Linked DNA regions of Homo sapiens: region 1 is linked to region 2. A link is a contact called in ENCODE Hi-C data. All regions are on one chromosome and are shown on one strand. Each heading gives the region's core, a stretch centred on a gene start or an enhancer-like site at or near the end of the contact. The rest is flanking DNA. Distances are from core to core; before and after follow the strand shown. Region 1 holds the start of NFIL3 (nuclear factor, interleukin 3 regulated). Region 2 has its middle 66 kb from the start of MIR4290HG.

Region 1 (2,700 bases), core at 36-2,535, 1.3 Mb after region 2:
GTAATTAGCTCCCTCTCTCTATGCTCACTGCCAGCAAATTCGGCAGTTACATAATGCAACATTTCCAGGAAACTATTATGTGATTTGTCTTGTCGTGTCTGAAAAAGCAATGACAATAAGGTGAGAAAAAGGGCTGATCGAATGGAATGCATTAAAATTAGGAAGGTGGGGAGGTAAACGTCACAATGGTTCGTCCCAGATTTAAAAATAACAGCTGAGAACATTGAAAGGGCGAACCCCAGTAGTACCCAAGATCAGAATTCAATGCGAGCAATTCTTGCTTTTAGGTTTTGTAGTATCGTTTTAAAACCTGTTTATTTGGGACGTAATATAGACGTAAATAACGATCTAATATCCAACGCTGCGCCTCAATTACCAAATCATTGCACACATACGCGCATATTCCCACATCAGCCCGCAATTCTTGCCAACATTTCACCGTGGGCAGATTATGCAATGTATGAAAGGACAAATCCCACAACCTTCCCGAGGGCTTGTAAAACACGCTGACGACAAACAGGGTGGAAAACGTCTGTGCAGACACAGCCCCTGACACAAACAAACGCCGCGCAGGCATTCTCCGAATGCCGTCACCGTTCACGCTACCAACCCTTTTTCTCACCAAGCAAATTAAGACTATTCCCCATTCCTCAACCCCCCATTCCTCTCCCCCCTACGCCGCCAGCCCCAGAGAAGGAACGAGAAAGAAAGACACTAGAGAGGAAAGAGCATCTTCCCGCTCGGAGAGGGCTCAGCCTGCCTGGCGCTCTTCTTTACCAAAACATCAATTTTCCTGAAATCAGGAGACATTATGCAACAGCAGCGGGGGGAGAGCGCAAACCAGCCAGGACTACGTGCCGGCGCGAAGGCGCTGCAATCAAAGCAGCCACCTTAAGGTGGCGAGTCCCATCCTGACAAGGCAGCAAAAGTTTATGTAATGAATGCCCCGCGCGCACTCGCCGCCGCTGGCGAGCCCAGCTTACAGCCCGACCCCGCACACAGCGCGGCCCGCACCCCGCGCCCGCCCGCCCGCCCGCAGCGCGCCCTGGGAGCGGTCGCCGGGCCCCCGGCCGGCGGTGGGCGGAGCGCTTACCGTGTTCCTGCTCTCGGGCCGGCGAGGAGAAAGAAAGGGGCGGCCGGGAGTCGGGCCGCCGGCGCTCGGGGCTCGGGCCGGGCCGGGCCTCCGGGGCCGCGGCGGGAGGCGGGCGGCGGCGAGGGCGCGGCGCGGGAGGCGGGCGGGCGCGCCGGGTCCGCGGGCGCCGTGGCCGCGCGGAGAGATGTGTGTTAGTAGGTCAGTTCCGAGCGCCGCGCTACGTCGCCGCCCGCCAGCCCCGCGTGACTGGCGGCCGCGGCCCCAATCGCCGCGCCCGCACCCGCCCCCGGCCCGCCGCCAATGGCCGCGGCCGGCAGGGGCGGGCCGGGGCGGGCACTCCGCGGCCCCGCCCCGCCTCCCCGCCCTCAGCTCCCCCTCCGCGGCGGCGCCACTACCAGCTCGCGTCCCTCCCCGGCCAGGGCCACCGCCGTCCGAGCGCCCGCGAGGGCTGGCGCCCCATTCCCGGCGCAACGAGTGTTGCGCAACGGCCCACGCGGCCGACACGACCGGAGCGAGCCTGCGGAGGAGCCCGGGAGCCCCCCGTCCCACCGCCCCGTCCGCTCTTGGCTCCCTTCACCCTCCCGGTCGCCGCGGTGGCTCTGCGCTCCCCGCGACCCTCACTTGCTCGCAGAGGCGCTTTTTGTCTTCCTGAGAGCCGCAGCCTGCTGGGCTACCTGTTGCCGACTGAGCACTGCGGGTTGCGGCTACCCGGGCGTGGCCCGGACCTCGGCCTCCCCTTCCCCGCACACTCCCGAGAGGAGCCCTCTACCTTGGGGTGGGCAGGAGGGAAGGCGGGGGGTGGCGGCTGGCAAGCTGCCAACACTCGGGGCGCGCTGCGGCGGGGAAGGGGTTGGCGCGGCCGGGCAGCTGCGCAGGGCTGCGCGGCGGAGGCAGCGATTAAAATGTCCCGGCGCCTCTCCCGAGAGCCGCGACGGCCCGGAGCCGGGAGGGAAAGCTCCACGCACAAACACCGCCCCCTGCACAATTAGGGCGAAGATGACGGCTGCAAAGTTGTTGCGTAACACGACTGGGAAACGAGGCTCGCTGAGGTCCATCTACCCACCCCCGCCACGCGGGTGCGGCGTTCCTCGGAGGATGTGAAGGTCCGCGCTCGGGTGCCCCCGCTGGGACGCCCACTGTCGTTTGGTGCTGGGGCTTGAGACGACCGCGCGGGATCTCTTCCTGTGATTTTGAGCTGATAGCTGCTTAGTGTTATTTCTGCGTCTAACTGGATACGGTAGTCTTCTCTCCCAAATTCCCGGGCTACGGAAGAGACGTAAAAAAATGGAAAAAAGAGCACCTAGCCGCGACTTCTTAAGTCGTCGCGCTAGACTGTCAAGGCACGTGGCACACTCCCTGCGTTTACCGATACACGGATAGTGGTCAGTGCTGGCCTTGGCGAAGGGAGCCATGTTCCCGACAGTGACTCACAGGCTTGCCCAAATACGGAGTGTGGCAGGTGGGCAGGACCTCCACCAGCCAGCTCCCTCCTGGTCTCCTTGAACTACGTGGGGGCTGGGCCGAGTGCCTCCACGACTTTCCACTTCTTTTTGCTCCTTTCGTTTTTAAAAAGCAAAAACCAAAGTAAAGAGAAGAGCAGAGTGAAC
Region 2 (2,700 bases), core at 156-2,655:
AACCTGTGGCCAAAGAAAAAACTGTCTGTCATCTTAGCTCCAGAAAGCTACTGTCATCTTACTGCATCCCAGGTGGCTTCTTTTGCAGGATTCCTGGAAGGATGATGTTAGCTCTGCTGTTTCACTGGAAGAGTGACTTCACTGGGCCAGCCCTGTGTCCTTCCCACAAATGTGGTTCAGGATTTCATCCAACATAGCTCTTTACCGTGGTGCTGCCTCTAATTTGGGTTTACCATTACCCCACTGGAAGCCAAGAAATATTTACCCTATTTATATTTAGCACTTGAATCAGAGTGTTATGATATCAAAGTCCATGTAAACTGCTGAACAGAACTTTAAAACAGCATCCTGAATCAGAATGCATGCCCTATTTTGTTGTTGTATGAGTTTGTTTTCATTTATGAAAAGGTGATTTGAAAAAGGACTGCAAATTCCTCCTTCTCTTCTAGGCCTGCTACTGCAGCATCTCTGTTTTCACTGTCTAGATTTTGTGTCTAAACATTCCTTTGTAATTTATAAGATTGTTGAACGTGGGCTCAGATCTTCACTTCTGTGACCTTAGTCCCAGACACTGCTGTCATCCATAAAGGTACTATAAGACCCCCTTACATCACTCTTTTAAGACAGACACCTTCAACTGAAATGCATTGCATGTGACTTCCTCATTTCAATGACTAATTAAATTGTGAGTATATTTATGTAGAATAAAGTGAAAGGTTCTTAATGTAGTTATATTTAATATGTTACTTCTTCATTAAAGAGCTTCCTCTGAGCCAGGCGTGGTGGCTCATGCCTGTAATCCCAGCACTTTGGGAGGCCGAGGTGGGCGGATCACGAGGTCAGGAGATCGAGACCATCTGGCTAACATGGTAAAAACCCATTTCTACTAAAAATACAAAAAATTAGCCAGGCGTGGTGGCAGGCGCCTGTAGTCCCAGCTAATCGGGAGGCTGAGGCAGGAGAATGACGTGAACCTGGGAAGCGGAGCTTGCAGTGAGCCGAGATCGTGCCACTGCACTCCAGCCTGGGCGACAGAGCAAGACTCTGTCTCAAAAAAAAAAAAAAAAAAAAAGAGCTTCCTCTGAGGAAGTTACCTACTTTTGGTAAAGTGGGTATTTTGAGTGGCATAACTAGCATGAGCAGCATATCAGTGCAAATGCAGTAACACTATGAATTAAAAAGGGAATAAGAAAGGTCTTGTGTTTGATCAAATATTTATCTATTAATGTAGAAATTCTCCTTGGAACCCTGGTTGGTGCTATTGCTTTTAACAGTAATGAAAAGAAAGAAGCAAACCTATCAGAGACTCTCCAAATTCCAAGCAACGGTGATCCCAGAAGCCTTGTTCTCTTCCCAGCTTGCTTTTATTCCGTTAAGTGCCTTTGTGGCCAAGTCACAGTCCTGGCAGCTAATGGCATGACTCATGCAGTGAACACACCTGCTCAGGCTGGATTCGAATCAGGAAATATTGGACACTGTCCTTGGAACTATATTTATAGCAAATGGAAGCTGTCAAAACAAAACTGTTTATTAGCAACATAGCATGGGTCTCCTAGAAAACAAATTTAAAAGTAGTGCTCCTCAGGCCTCTGTTTCTCTTGAAGTAAGAATAACTTCATTCTCAACCAACATGACAAAGATTTCCGTGATAGCACTGGCTAGTCTGATACACCATACTTATTTTTTCCAGTTAACATGTTATTTTTTTTCCAGTTAACATGAACATCTCTATACTCAGCCAAGGAGCTGTAATAACAGAGTTCCATTTGACAACAGAGCTGTCAGTGTGAATACCTTTTGCTTTCTTCTTTTCTCATTTCAGACTCTGGGACTTTGTACACAGCCAGGATTTCAGTTACCATGGGATATTTCCAAATTTAATCTCCAGCCAAAGTGTGGATATTTATGCATATTTCATAATTCAGATAGCTTACTAGACATAACCATTTGGTTTTAACACAGATACCTACGTCCAAAACTTAATTTTTTTTTTATTTCTTTAAACTTGCTTCTTTCTCCATAGTCTCTAGTTTGGTTAGAAACAGCACTACCTAATTAAGCAAGACTTTTAGTAATCATCCTTTCTTCCTCTTCCTCCTTGTCGTTCTCATTTCCACGTGCCCACTAGTTGCACTCTTCCATGCAGACACCTCCTAAACCCTTTGGCATTGGTTTCCCTGCCTCTCTTTCCTAGGCCTGCCATTCCACTAGAGGCTACGCTCTCTCTCACTGGACAATTACAACAACCTACTGCAGTGACTCAGCCCTTGGAACATGGACTCTGGGTTGGTTGGTTTGTGTATAAAAAACCCACTCCCAGGAGAGTCTTTGCTTGTCCTTCTTCCAACTGATCTTCTACTCAGGAAAACTGTTATGTGTATATGACTACTTTGCTGATTTTTATTGTTGTTATTGATGATGACCCGTTTTTGCTCAGGCAGGAAGTCCATCTAGGGAAGCCACTGTCTTTGTGAAAACTTCACACTGCAGCATATGGGACCAGGATCCTGGACACAGCAAATGTCAGCCCCAACCCCCATGTCCCCCAGATCTGTATTTCCAGCATAAACACAGGCTGGTTGGAGGAAACAGGCTGCATTTAGACACATCAAAGGAACTTGAATGCCAGAAAGAAAATAGAGTCCTATGGCTATTAGAGAGGGAAGACATCCAAGAAAATTGTCATCAGAGACTGTATCC

The links. A loop is a pair of places that touch in the nucleus more often than their neighbours do. Pooled maps may share reads with other maps.
Region 1: a loop to region 2 is called in a map of gastrocnemius medialis, with 2.4 times the contacts of the local background. The contact joins the promoter of NFIL3 here to the enhancer-like site in region 2. A Hi-C loop is called at or near these places in 2 of 168 maps with a recorded cell type or tissue (ascending aorta and gastrocnemius medialis) and 4 of 50 pooled maps.

Annotation. Positions count from the first base shown.
Region 1 is chr9:91,422,547-91,425,246 of GRCh38, forward strand. It overlaps NFIL3 (nuclear factor, interleukin 3 regulated), which reads right to left and starts at 1,286. Exons shown (of 2, transcript NM_005384.3): 1 at 1,094-1,286. It overlaps LOC105376146 (synapsin-1), which reads left to right and starts at 1,487. Exons shown (of 2, transcript NR_188612.1): 1 at 1,487-2,700. RefSeq lists a silencer at 1,224-1,623.
Region 2 is chr9:90,105,811-90,108,510 of GRCh38, forward strand. No RefSeq gene overlaps it. Among named protein-coding and RNA genes, the nearest start is that of MIR4290HG, 66 kb to the left of the region's middle. Within about 2 kb of position 1,406, at least 8 of the 41 ENCODE cell types and tissues checked have a DNase peak (open chromatin) inside an H3K27ac peak, as active enhancers do; they include gastrocnemius medialis, where a contact is called at or near this core.